Linked DNA regions of Homo sapiens: region 2 is linked to region 1. A link is a contact called in ENCODE Hi-C or POLR2A ChIA-PET data. All regions are on one chromosome and are shown on one strand. The core of a region is the stretch at or near the end of the contact, and the rest is flanking DNA. Distances in the headings are between cores, read along the strand shown.

Region 1 (7,034 bases), core at 2,256-4,755:
GGCACCTTCCCGAGCCTAATGGAGTACGGGGCCCGGCATGACCTCAGTCACTGACTGCAGAGACCCCACAATGCTGCTAGAGGCCCACAAACCACGGACACCTCAGAGCCCACGGCTGCAGCAAAGCCATCACCTTGTGCCCTGCCTTCTCAGTCATCCCTGAGGCCTGCCTGGGTTTCTCCCTTCTGCAAGATGCTCTTTTCTCCCCCAACAGCAAGCTCCTCTTCTCCCTTGAGGAACACCAGTTACTTATGCTCTGCACACCTGGGAAGGGGCTGGAAATGGGCTTCCCAGGGGTGCCCTCCACCAGATGCTGAACCAGACTCCCTCCAGAGGCAGGTTTCTGGGCAGTTCAACTCTCATAATGGGTCACCTGGGGTACCGGTAACATGCACTCCCAACTGCACGCTGGAACTGTGTGTACTAGGTCGGCATCAGGGGCCCGGAAATCTGCATTCTTCCCAACTCCCCGCCACCCCGCTGCCGGAGCCCTGTGCACTTCCAACTTGGAGGCCGGCTTCCACCCTGGAGGTAGGACTTCTGATGTCTGCACACCTGAAGGGTGGAATAGTTTCTCTGCTTCAAGAACGAGCACTGTAGCACACTGCAGACACTCAAAGGGTTGGTCCCGTGCTCTTTTGCCTGCCTTCGGTTTCCAGGCGCTCCGAGGAAACTGGCCCCACCTACAGCGGGAGGCCCGGGTCTCCAGAGCCCCTGCGCCAATATTCTAGTCAAGAGGCTCGCGCGGGGCCAGAGCCTGAAGCGGGAGATGAACCCACCAGGAAGACATCCCAAGGCTGAGGCCCTGACAAGCCGGCCCCGCCCACGACGGCGAGCCCCTCCCCTCGGCCACCCCCCTCCTCAATTCCCCGCTACCGGTGCTGCCGAGTGGCAGGCCACCCTGACAGAGGCCGTAGAAAAATTTCCCAAACATTAAGTATCCTGCCCAGCACGGGCATCATCCCCCAAAGCGGATCTCAACCCCAGCCACGCCCCAATCGCTGCCCCCACCCGATACTCAGGATCCACCTGGAGCCGAGCTGAGCCTAGCCTGGCCCCTCCCCCAGGGCCACACCCACCCTGCAGCCGCGTCCCGAGCTGAACTCTGAGCCCACACTGACTCCCACCCCCAACCTGAGCCCCCACACCCTTAACTGACCCCGAATGCCTAGAAATGGCCCCGCTCTCACCCTCTACCCCATCACCTGCCACGTGGTTTGGAGCGGCCACAAAAGCCTCCCTGGGGAAAGTTAGTCCGAGATCTGAAAGCCTCACCTGCAGACCTTGGGCCCTTTCAGTTCCAAATGGTAAAAAAAAGGGGCCTTCAGCTCTAGGGTATCCAAGGCTGCAGCTTCTTTTTATGCCTTTTAATCACTATGTGAACTATTTTACAAATGAGAGACCACCACCCTTGGTCACAAGACAACAGTATTCAGTAGACGGGTTTTGAGCCTGCCCCCAAGGTAGAAGAGGTGAGTGTCACAGAAGAACTCACGTGAGCTCAGAGGAAGCATACAATTCTTTACACCAAAATGGGGAAGGATTGCCGTCCATTAAAATATTTTCATCTTTATGTTAAAAACGAAACAAAAAGGGGGGAGGGAACCGCCACAGATGAATCAACTACAAAGTATCGGGCCGCGCGTGGGAACTGTTGCCGCTGGGCTGGCGGGGGCGGGCGGTGATCCCCAGGCTGGAGGCTCAGCGCCCGCCCTGGTGCAGGTGCCGCCCGCCCCGCACCGGCCCAGGGCAGGTGAGAGGTGGGCAGGCGAGAGGGCAGCACGGAGGATGGGCAGCGGCCAGGGCATTCCTTTCCGGAGAGAGCCTCGAGGCCGAGGAGCCTAGGGCCGGGCGCGCCCCCGCCGGGCCGGATGGGCGGGGGCTCCCACAAAGAGCCGCAGGCGGGGAGCGGGACCCGGGACCGCCCCCCGCATCGCCAAGCGCCGCCGCTGACTTTGGTTACGACAAATTAAACCTTAGAGCGCTGGAAAAATTACAGGAAGAAGAGAGCGAAGAATGTGCCGAGTGGCGAAGGAAACCTTGTCCCTGCGTGAACTTCGCCCGCCGCGCGCCGGGGCCGGCCCCTCCCCTCCTGAGCGCGCGCCCGGGCAGCGGGGGAGGAAACGAGGAGGGACCCCGGAGAGCGTCCCCTGCCCCCGCTCCGGGCGCCCCACCGTCACGAGTGCCGCCTGCGGTCCACACCCAGGCCGCCCGCACCTGCCCGCGCCGCCTCCCGGCCGGGAGGGGTCCCCGCCCCCAGCCCAGATGACTATATCCGCCCCCGCGGCCCCACCCGAGCGCGCCCGGGGAGGGGGCGTGCCCGGCGGGGGCGCGGTCGCCTGGCGGGCGCCGGCTCCGAGAGCCAAGACCCGCCTCGCGCGACGCGCGGGGCCAGCCGCGGGTCGGAGCGGCAGGGGAAGGGGCGAGGCCCCGGGCGTTCCGGCCCGCCCGGCCCCCACCTCGCGCCCCATCGGGGACTCCGGGGGCGTGGTCGGGCAGCTCGCGCCGACCCCGTCCGCGCGATCCGGGCGCCCGCGCCGCCCCACTGACCTGTGTGAGTTCTCAGGTGCGCCTTGAGGTGCGAAGATTTCCCGTAAACTTTCTCGCAGCCCGCGTAGTGGCACTTGTGCTTCCTCTGCGGGGACTCGAGGTCGGCGCGACTTCGGCCCCGCCGGACCCTTTGTCTGAGGCCGGGCTCGCCGCTCCCCGCGGGCCCCGGCTCCCGCTCGGGCTCCAGCCCCGCCTCGGGCTCCGGCTCGCTCCACGCCGGGCTGGGGGGCGCGGCCGCCGCGCCTTCGGCGCCGGGGGAGGTGGGCTCGGGGGCGGGCGGCGGCAGGCGGCAGGGGGTCCTCGCCTTCCGGGCCGCGGCGCCCTCCCTGCGCTCCGCCGGGGCGGGCGCCGGCGCTTGCTGGTTGAGGTCCGCTAGGATCCGCGCCACCACGAAGAGCGAGGCGCTGTCCTTACCGTCGCGGCGCTCCTCGACGCGGGGCAGCGTGGGGGTGGCGGCCACGGCCGCGCCCTCGGGCCGGGACTCCGGCCCCTCCCGCGGCCCGTGCACGACCGCGCGGCTCGACATGGACACGAGGCACTCGGCGGCGAAGTGGTCCACATAGGCGGCGGCTGCCATGCTGCGGGCTGGGGCCGGCGGCGGTGCTCTTGCTGCGAGTCGTCAGCCGCGCATCCGCACCCACGGCCTCGGGAGAGCGGGCGGGGGGCGGGGGCGCGGCGCGCCCTCTCCTCGGGCTGGGCTGGGCTGGGCTGGGCGCGCAGCCGCCTGTGCCGTCACCCGCGCGGCTCCGCGTCTGCGAGGCGCCGGCCCGGCCGGGCACCGAAGAGTGAGCGCATGGGGCGCGCGGGCGACTGGGGTCCCCGCGCGGCGTCAGGGGCGGCCGGTTCTAAGGATGCCGAGCGGCAACGTTAGGGACCACCTCGCCAAGTCGCGGCCGCAGCTTCGCCGCGCATTGTGGCAGGCGGGACAGCTGCCGTGCGCGCCGCGGCTCCGTGTGGGCGGCCCGGCCCCGGGGGTGGGCGGGGCCGGGGCCACATCTGGACCCGACGTCAGCCCCCAGCCACATCCTGGCGGCGCAGGTTACAGGCGGCGGCGGCTGCGGGGAGCTGCGCGCGCGGAGGGGGCGGGGACCCCAGAGCGCGCACCGGCGGAACGGAGCGGTCGCGTGCCCGCGCCTGGGCAAGGGGGCGTGACCGAGGGCCGGGACAGACGCCATTGGTCCGTGAGTGCACGGCCAGGCCAATCCGAGCCGTTAGAGGGGCGTGCCCGGTCCCGGGCCCTGCGCGCGCCAGTGGGCGTGTCCCCTGGGCCGGTGGGAGGAGGGGCGGAAACTGGAGCGGGGCGCGCTGACGCATGACGTCCGGGGGCGGCGGGCCGGGTAGTCGCGGCGCGGAGCGGCTGCTTGTACCCCCCGCGGCGGGGACACAGCGAGCACTTCTCTGCCGGAGCTTTTATGTGGTGACAGCCTTGGCCCCCGGCATGGAGGGGAGCGGTTTCTGGAGGGCGCCATTTGTTCCTCCCGCGATGGGCGCCGGCGGGGAGGCGTGTCTGCCCGGCCGGGCGCGGGGCTGCCTAGGGGCGGAACGCACTCGCGCCGCGCCCTCCGCCGCCGGCTTGCCGGGTGGCCGCGCCTAGAGCCTCAGGCCGCTCGCCCTCCCCACGCCCCTGCCTTGCAGAGCTCCGGGAGTCCGGGCGGGGCAGCTCCCGCGGGAGGGACAGACTCGGGCTCGTTCCTGGGGTCCGGGGTGCGGCCGCGCTGCCCTTCAGCTCGGGTCAGCCCGAGCAGGACTGGCCTCGGCTGGCGGTGAGCCTGGCAGCCCGGGTGGCGCGCCCACCGCGGCCTGTGCCTCCAGAAGCGAACTACGTGCCAGGGCGGCCGGCGCCGCTGCTGAGGGAACGCGGGGCCCCTTCCTCCCCATCCCGCCGCAGGCCCGCTGCCAACTCTTCTAGGCTGCCCCTCTCCCACCGCGGTCGGGGGGGCTTCAAACGCCACCAGCTGCGAGGACCCCGCCCACCGCGCCCCACCCGCCCGCTGTCTGGGCCTCCCGGAGGAAATGCTCGGCTGCGCCCAGCCCGCGCCTCCCAGCCCGGGCTGGGCCACCTTGCCCTTGACTCTCACGGTAACCCCTACCCCAGCCCGCGGCCCCAGCCATTCTCCAGGCCTGGGCCGTCCTCGGAGACGCCGGTGAATAACTTCCCACCGCCGCGGAACCGGGCTCAGCAAACCCCCTACTGCCTCGCCCCGTTGCATTGTGCTTAATGGACGTTCGAAGGAGTCAGCCACCCTTGCTGTGTTCTGAGAGGAGCCTGGAGAATGAAGGAGCCCGGGCACTCACCCTCAGTGGACCCTCGCAGTGGGAGGGGGGTGTCATTCTTCTCTCAGAATTAAGGTTAATAGCCGAGTTCGAGTTCTCACCAAATTAATTTGGGGTTGGAGCTCAGTAAGACTGGTTTTCAGGTAACCGACGAGGGACCGAAACGGCCATTCTGGGTTGCGTGTTACGGTGAACAGCAAACTGCATGGATGTTTGAGCACCCTCAGTATCTGTAACTAAAACCCTGAAATGCGGTCTCGCTGATTGAGTTGCTACCCTCTGGGGAGACTAAAGGTGCTGGACTGGGTCTGGTCCCTTTAGGAGGGTCTGTGCTTGGTAGAAAGTAATCGTGTTTCTTCCAGGCAGATTGTGTTGATGACATTTAATAAGAGACGTGTGTCCTGACCAAGTAATGATTCGGAATGTTCCTCTATTCCCACCACATGTCACAATTAGTCACTTCTTAAGGAAGGAGTGGTCCTACACCAGCTTATCAGCCACCCATACCCTCCTGGCCCCTTTCCAGCCAGCAGAATTCTCCCCAATCTTCAAGGTGCCACGTCTCCCCACTGGGTCACCCCAGCCGGCATACACAATGGTAGGCCGTCTAGAGTCTGCACTATTCTAGTATTAGGCTACTACAGCCATGAACAAAACAGGCCTGCCTTGGGTGAGGGGATGCCCTACGTGGTCAAGGGTCCTCTGCATTGATGCACCCCCCTAAGAGTTTTCCAAGAATGTGGGTCCCAAAGAATTTTGACTGTGCTCTGTGGCATTCTGTATAGAAAACTGAGCTCCTTGGCTGGTTTCTCAAAAATCCACTCATTTGATGATTGTCGTGGTGTTCACTGACTTTATCCCAAACCTACATGGAAGGGTCTTCCGGACAGACAGCTCTTCCCCAAAGAAAATCTCCTCTTAGCTAAGAGTCCATGTTTTCTTTTCTAAGTAAGATTTTGACAGAGATGGCATATGTATATGTGAGGGCTGGGTCGTCTCGTTTCAAATGGAAGCAACAGAAAAGCAGAGCAGGTGTGTCTGGGGCGTATAGAGACTGAAGGCTGAAAGGGTGGTTGAGTTTCTGGGTAAAGTTGGTGGATGGTTAGTATGTATTGACTTTAACTTCCTTCTGGAGCATTTGTTAGAAGGCAGAAATCCACAAAGACAGGGAGAACAAGAGAGGAAGTAACAGCAACGCAGTTCTTGAAGCTAAAATACTTAGCAGATCCAAGAAAATGAAACCCTGAGATAGTAGCTAGGAAGGAAAGCTAAGAACATACTCCATGGAATCCCCCAGAAGGTTCACTAATGGGTGGCACTACGTACCTCTGAATGTGAGAGTAAACGGGGGTGAAAATAAGATTGGCAGAACGTCAGCTTGAGGAGCACTCAGATGCCCATATCTGCACCCCAATTTCATGCAGCCTGACAACTGCCCCTTCCTTGTTCTGACGAAAGGCTGGATATTTATGACCTGAAAAAACTAAAAGGCAGCGTCTTGGGTAGGTGGACACCAGGCACAATTAAGGACAGAGGTACGGTAATAGGATCAGGGGATTAAATACACACATGGATACTGGATGCTGAGACCCACAAACCCCTTTTTGGGATTTCAGAATGCAAGCAGCCAGGAGACTAGAAGGGTCTTTCCTGGGGTAGCCAACCATGCCAAGGGGAAACACCCAGACATTCTAACATTTGTGGCTGCCCAATTAAACAGCCAGCTCACCCTATAGGGAAGGCCACAGTTAACACTGCCACTCATGTGCACAGAAGTTCTCATCAGCCTCTCAGTCCCTCCCAGGCCAAGGACAAGCAGGGAGCCAGAGCTGACCGGCATCTCAGGAAACCCTGTGTCATGAAATACAAAGCCACAATAGAGTTTTTAAAAAGCAAGTTGGAAGAAACAGACTATGCAGAAAGAAAGAAACATCAACAAAACCATCAATAATGTCATTAAATTTTAAAAGACATACAACCTGTGAAGGGAGAACATATATAAAGAAACATTCAGGGGAAAAAAAGTGTTCTTGAGATGTTTACAAGGTAACAGAAATGTAAAAGTAAAAAACCTCCTTGAAAGTAGAACCAAAATTTTTTTTAAAAAATGGAAAGTAGAGAAAAGCTAAATTAGTGGACCAACCAAAAAAATTATTGATCAATGAGTAGGGACCCAAACAGGTGATCAGAGAAAACACAAGAGAGAAAAT
Region 2 (6,889 bases), core at 1,071-3,570, 3.0 Mb before region 1:
GTTTCCTGTCAAGGAATTTTATTTCTTAGCCTGTTCACTTACTTGCAGGGTTCTTAACATTGGATCTGAAGGATTTTAAAGAGTTAACTTAGAGAAATTGTGAAATGGGATACTTGTTTCCTGTCAAGCAATTTTATTTCTTAGCTTGTTCACTTACAGGATTGGATATAACATTGGATCTGAAAGATTTTTAAAAGTTATCTTATCCAATTAAGGGGATAATGATTGGAGACATGTTTCTTAAGCACCAAAGTCAGTAAGTGAATTTTGCTACCAGTTTTTTAATGTTGGCTGCAGTTCTGCCTTTATCTTACAAAAAAGAAAAAAAAAAAAGAATTAGCATTGCTCCATGCTACCACCTGTGTAGACTTAAAAGCTTTAACCTGAAAATATTCCTAATGAATATAGAGGAGAGAAAGCAAACTGGCATGAATATAAAAAGGACTTTTTCCATAAGAGATCCCCTGAGGAATGAGGCTTCATTTTGCACCAGAGGCTGTGTCTCCCTGAGAAAATAAAGAGATCCCTGGGGTATTAACGTCTGAGACATACATTTATAGAGCTTGGTTAGTGCTCAGAAACAAGAAAAGTCTTAACAGGGATAGTATATTGGAATTAGGTGGTACATATAAGTAAATGCAGATACACTGGTAGGAAATTGGGTTTCATAAAAATTCTGTGTTTCTTTATAAAGGAAAAGTCTGAAGTTTGAATGAACGGCAGGCCTGCCTGAGGAAAAAATTGATCCTGCTGAGGATGGATGAAAGCTGTGGGCCTGAATCAAGAAACCCAGACTTTATAAAGAGTCAAACTTTAGGAGGTTTACACTTTACATTAGGATTTCTCATTTTGTTACCAGGATCTTTTTAACCTTTTTGATCCTTTAATCCTTGAAAGGATTTGGACTTTGTGTGTCATTTGATAAAAGAGAACTTCCGGGAATACAGTTCCCATTGCTAGGAGTGCTGCTTAAACATAACCACTTGTGAGGAGCCAAGACCCCAGGCAAAACCGGGGGCCAGTTTCTGGGCCCAGGTGATTGTTAAATTTAGAGGTCTTGATCACAGCTATAGGAAATAGCTTTTCAAACAAAACATTGGTGAGTCAGAATTTATCGAACACCACCATTTATACATTAAATAAACACTAAGAAAAAATATTCTAGCGACAAATGTAGTGGTGAAAACATGGAATGGATTTGAGAAAATACATCAACGTCTTCTCCAGGTATAAAAAAACGTATTATTTAGTGGAACTTTCAGTCTGACTAGAAAGTGGACATAGCATTTATTAAAAGGACAAGAACAACAACAAAAAATTAAAGTAGGACAAATGTGTTTAAGGTACTTTATAGTTTTATTTTTATTTATTTATTTCTTTGAGACGGAGTTTTGCTCTTGTCCCCCCAGGCTGGAATGCAATGGTGCGTTCTCGGCTCACTGCAACCTCCGCCTCCCAAGCTCAAGCGATTCTCCTGCCTCAGTCTAAGGAATAGCTGGGATTACAGGCACACGCCACCACGCCCGGCTAATTTTTGAATTTTTGGTAGAGACGGGGTTTCGCTATGCTGGCCAGGCTGGTCTGGAACTCCTGAGCTCAGGTGATCGATCACGCCCGCCTCAGCCTCCCAAAGTGCTAGGATTACAGTCGTGAACCACCGCGCCAGGCCTACTTTATAGTTTTAATTTTTTTTTTTTACATAAAAGTGGTTTATTTGTATGTAGACCTCTACATAAAAATTACAATGAGGGTTATTCCCAGGTATAGGAGCGGTGTTTCTGGTTAAAGAAATCATGAATGATGTTTTCAGAGACACTCATGAAAGAGAAATGGCTCCCCGGGTTCTGAGGGTGAGGAGCAGCGCCCGCCCTCTAGGATGCTTCCAGAGTGAGTGTGCAGCACAGCCGGACCGAGGAAAAGGATTATTCCCCTCTTCACGCGGGTCGGGCCGTGCCCTGGACTACAGCTCCCGTCGTGCCCCTGGCCACTCGTATTCGGCCCCGCCCCGCCTGCCGTGTCCCGCGGCGAGCGCAGGCGCGCTGCACTCGGTCACCGCGGGCTGCGGCGGCTGGGCGGGGCTTTCGGGCGCCCGCGGGACGGTTCCGCCCTCTCACTGCACCCCCGGGCTTCTCTTCGCAAGGTTCACCTCGAATGAGGAACAAGCGGGGAGGGAAGGGAAGGGCTGCGGCGGCGCGGGCGCACCCCGTCGGGCCCGGGGCTGGGGGAGGCCAGGTCACGTAACTGCTGCTCTGGCGTCGGGCCGGGGAGGGGGCGCCAGCCCCGGCAGCGCGAACCCTGCGCGCGCCGCGGCTCTGAAACAGTTACCGGCTAGTAAACAACAGCTGCGCGCGCACCCGCATCAGCTGGCGCCGGGATACTGCACCTGCGACCTCCTTCTCCCTCACCCTGCTGCCCAGTCAGGCCAGCCTGCGTGGCCGTCTCCTCCTCTACTGGGACCCTGAGGAAGAACGACGAGGGGGTGACCTGCGCCGGGGCGGGGGTAGGGGAGAACGCGCCTCCGGCAAAGGGGGTGGCTCGTCCTGTCACACGCAGGAGAAACCTAGCGAGCGGACCGTGGCTCAGTGGACTAGCTACGACTTGCCACGACTCTGAGCTGCAGTCCGAGGTGTCTTGATCCGCTAACCTCCTCCCAGACCCCGAGGACCTTTCTGCTAGGAGAAGAGCGGGCGCGCCACCCCCACCGACCTCTCGGAGACAGGAATCCGCTCTGCCCCTGCATCCTCCTCTGCTCACCCTTCTCTCAGTAGTGTGGGTTATTTTTCCCGTTATGCATGTGCACCTTTCCCACCAGACCCAAGTGGATTGTCGACATCAAAAACACCGGGTGGCTTTGCATACACCTCCCCCCAGCCAGACCTGTGGGGTATTCACCTGATACACAACAGGTGGCCGGGTGTACACCTTTTAGCAATCTGATCCACGCTATAGTCGCCTGATAAAGGTTTGCCTGCACGCACTTCGCCCAACTAGAACCGTGGGACACTCACCAGATAAAGGACTACCTCGACAGGAAACTGGGGGCTGAGGGGAGGGAGGCTTCATCTGCTGCCCTGAGACCATGGCACTGAGCCTTCAGCCCCGGACCAGAGGGGTTAGCTAGGTAGCTCTTCATTCTGAAGGAAAGAAGTCACACAAGATTGGCATTGTTTTGTCTTTTTGTTTTTTGTTTTTTTCTCTCTTAAAAAATATATTCACCTATTGGTGATGCACTTTCTAGGACAGTCGGCTTGAATTCTGAGTAGAAGTATTCTTAGTTGGGGCTTTTTGTGTGGTGTGAATCAAGGTTATTGAAATGTGTTATTTTTCAAGTTATCTTTTGTATTGCAGTCAAAAGTAGCTAGCGTAAGAGGAAGATTTTGCGAGGTTCCCCCCACTTTTTTTGTTCTTAAAAAGAACAAAATGCATCCTCCAGAAACCACCACCAAGATGGCTTCAGTTCGGTTCATGGTGACACCGACAAAGATCGATGACATTCCAGGTTTGTCAGACACCAGTCCGGACCTCAGCTCTCGATCTAGTTCCCGAGTAAGATTTAGCTCCCGGGAAAGCGTGCCTGAAACAAGCCGGAGTGAGCCTATGAGTGAGATGTCTGGGGCCACCACTTCGCTGGCAACTGTTGCACTGGATCCACCCAGTGACCGGACTTCTCACCCCCAGGATGTCATCGAGGGTAAGTAGAAACACAGACCGCAGCATACTTTCATTACTGGGTTCTTTATCCAAGATGACCATCTATGGATCTGGAAGATCATAATCATATAATTATGATTATAATAGTCATCAGGAACCAAGGCATCTCTTTGTGAGATGCTTAGGAACTCTTTGGAATAATAGCATAGTGGCTCTTTGCAGTAGTAATTTGGTATGTGGGAAGGTGTATGACAAGAAGGAAGGCAAATGTATATTTTAACTTCCTCATTTTTGTCTTCTTAGAAATGAAATGGGTATTTTGGTTAAAAGTGAATATCAAAGAATGTAATCGTTTTCAGCACACAGAATCCTAAATTTTAAAATTTAGTGAGTTGGATATGTGTTCTGTAGCCATCATTGGCTATTTCAGTCTGCTTTAAGACTGGTTTCATGGAGTAGTTACTGGTCGTATCTTAGCAGCTTTCCTCCAAGACTTCGAATGTGTATTGCAAAATTCTTTTTTGAAATCTGTATTTTTATGGAGACCTTGACACAAGTAGCTAAGCCCACTCAGGGTGATGGTGGGTAGACCTAATGTGCTATTCTGTCAAATGGAAGACTTCTGAAAAGGCTTTTAGGGCCTGATTCCCATGTAATTTATTCTCTCTGAGCTTTAGATGGAAAGTCTGATGATTAGAGTTAGCAGGTAGCACACAAGCCACTCCTGGCTCATGTTGACTGCTACAGACCTTTAGCTTCCTAAACCAGTTTGTGTGTGTCAGCTGGCTTGGTTTTATTTGAGGTACTGGGAAGAGGTGATGGAAGAGAGAGAAGAGAGAAAATGGGGAGATCATAACATTTTTTGGACTCTGAAATTTAAAAGTTTGAGACCTGTACTGCTTTATATATTTAGTTTTATGCTGTGTTGTAACTAATGTAATCTTTTAATGATAAAAATTTCCCTTAAAGACTCTTAAAATAATATTCCACCCAAGTTTGAAAACCATAGCCTCACCCACTGACTTGTGAAAGCAAGGCTTACTCACCATTTTCCGGTGTCAGGAAATATTGTTCCTTTTAACCTAAAGGGTTCAGGAAACCAGAATGATTTTAGTTCCCTAATTCTGTTTGTGTTTTTAGTATCTGGAGACAAGGTAGATTTGGTAAAGTTTACAGTCCTAGAATTCACTCATCCTTGACTAATCATTTTTTCTTTTATGGAGACATAGGTTGGTTCTCAGACTTTACTGTTTTCAACTTTTTGACAAATTTTACAGTGTGTCATACACTGGATTAAAATTACAGTATGGAATACAAATTTATCATTTCCTCTTCCTCCAAATTAATTCCAAATTGTGGTTTTAGTTTTTATCCATCATGCTGTATTTAGGTTGTAAAAATTCCAGGTAAAGACTATACCAGTGTTAATTTCTTAATATTGTAATTATCATTAGGTAATTTATAGTTTAGTTTGTTAGACTTGTGACTTACATGTTACAGAATTGTATTTTTATTCTTTGGAAAAGTGGACTTAGTAATGTGTTAGACCAGCAGAACAGGTTCCTTGTCCAGTCTGCGGTTCTTACGTTACCCTTAAGCATTCTTTACAGTCTAAAGTGGTATCCTTTTACACTATAGGGGTAAAAATGGGACTACAGGGGTAAAAATGGGGACATATCTAAGTGAAATTTATGTTTGTTTACGTGGTTACAGATGTTAAAAGCTTGGTTCTCTATATAACACATTCCTTACTTAATGTTTAAATATTCTCCGGTACCCAGATGAAAGGGAAATTAATAGTCTGGCCATTAGAGAGGACTTTGCCCTATTCTCGTGGAACTTTATACTTTCTCAGTGACCTACCTTTTCTCTTTTTTTTTCTTTCTATATTTAAAAAAATTCTTATGATGACTGTCATCATGTGATAAATTTTCCCCACCATTAGAAGAAACCACTTAGAAACACAATTATTTCACCCTTGACTTCTCAGTATGTGAAAGCCCTTGTTAGATTTAGATGTAGATCTTCAAAGGGTGCTGTTGTGAAGAAAAGGGCCTAATGTTAATATACACTTCCCTCTAGGCTGGCTTTAATATAGATAACAACTGCATCCTTTCTACAGTTGACTCTCCTTAAGCTCATAGTGCATTTCACAGTTAGTTTGCTATTTTAGTATTTACAGTTCTCTGAATTTTTTCACCCTTTGTACATCCTTCTGTGGTTGTGACATTAGTATGATTCTCCTTTCCCCCATGCCTCCCACGTTTCTTCCTGTAGAGAAACTTCCCACCCGAAGTTTCTTGTCATATGTCTTCTACTCACATTACATCACACAAACAGGAGGTGACACATGAAGTTTTTTTTGTTTTTTTTTTTTTTGAGATGGAGTTTCACACTTGTTGCCCAGGCTGGGGTACAAGGGCGCAATCTCCACTCACTGCAATCTCTGTCTCCCGGGTTCCAGTGATTCTTTTGCCTCAGCCTCCCAAGTAGCTGAGATTACAGGCATGCACCACCACACCTGGCTAATTTTTTGTATTTAGTAGAGATGGGGTTTCATCATGTTAGTCAACCTGGTCTCAAACTCCTGACCTCAGGAGATACACCCACCTTGGCCTCCCAAAGTGCTGGGATTACAGGCGTGAGCCACAGCGCCCAGCCCTACATGAAGTTTTAAATACTTATTTCAGTATATTTTAATTTTTTCTGCTGTTGGCTTTCTGAGTAGTTTTCTTTCTGCTATCAAAGTAATTTTTCTTTCATTTTGGCAAGGCTCCATTTGAATTTATAGGACTGTCCAGTTGGTAAAATCAAGAATCTTAGCAGTGTATTAGCTTATGTATGAAGAACGCCTTAAAGATACAAAAGAAACTGTTGAGAGTGGATGCCTCTGGAAAGTGAGTTACAAAAATAGAGTGGAGCCAGGCACGGTGGCTCACGCCTGTAATCCTAGCACTTTGGGAGGCCGAGGCGGGTGGATTCCCTGAGCTCAGGAGTCCGAGACCAGCCTGGGGAACACGGTGAAACCCTGTCTCTACTAAAAATACAAAAAATTAGCCAGGCGTGACGGCGTGCGCCTGTAATCCCAGCTGCTCGGGAGGCCTTGACAGGAGAATTGCTTGAATCCAGGAGGCGGAGGTTGCAGTGAGCTGAGATCACGCCGCTGCACTCCAGCCTGGGTGACAGAGCGAGACTCTGTCTCAAAAAAAAAAAAAAAGAAAAAGAAAAAAAAATAGAG

What was found. A loop is a pair of places that touch in the nucleus more often than their neighbours do. ChIA-PET counts read pairs that join two places held with the same protein, here RNA polymerase II (POLR2A). Pooled maps may share reads with other maps.
Region 2: a loop to region 1 is called in a pooled map, with 6 times the contacts of the local background. The contact joins the promoter of SLC12A6 here to the promoter of KLF13 in region 1. A Hi-C loop is called at or near these places in 2 of 37 single-sample maps with no recorded cell type and 8 of 50 pooled maps. POLR2A ChIA-PET finds 5 or more read pairs at or near these places in 1 of 52 experiments (Panc1).

The regions. Positions count from the first base shown.
Region 1 is chr15:31,323,306-31,330,339 of GRCh38, reverse strand. It overlaps KLF13 (KLF transcription factor 13), which reads right to left and starts at 3,505. Exons shown (of 2, transcript NM_015995.4): 1 at 2,551-3,505. The coding sequence starts at 3,127. RefSeq lists enhancers at 109-673, 3,783-4,296 and a promoter at 3,324-4,380.
Region 2 is chr15:34,333,212-34,340,100 of GRCh38, reverse strand. SLC12A6 (solute carrier family 12 member 6) reads left to right here and starts at 2,320. Exons shown (of 26, transcript NM_001365088.1): 1 at 2,320-2,769; 2 at 3,349-3,691. The coding sequence starts at 3,421. RefSeq lists a silencer at 1,906-2,465 and enhancers at 3,755-3,874, 4,076-4,145, 4,206-4,255, 5,883-5,932.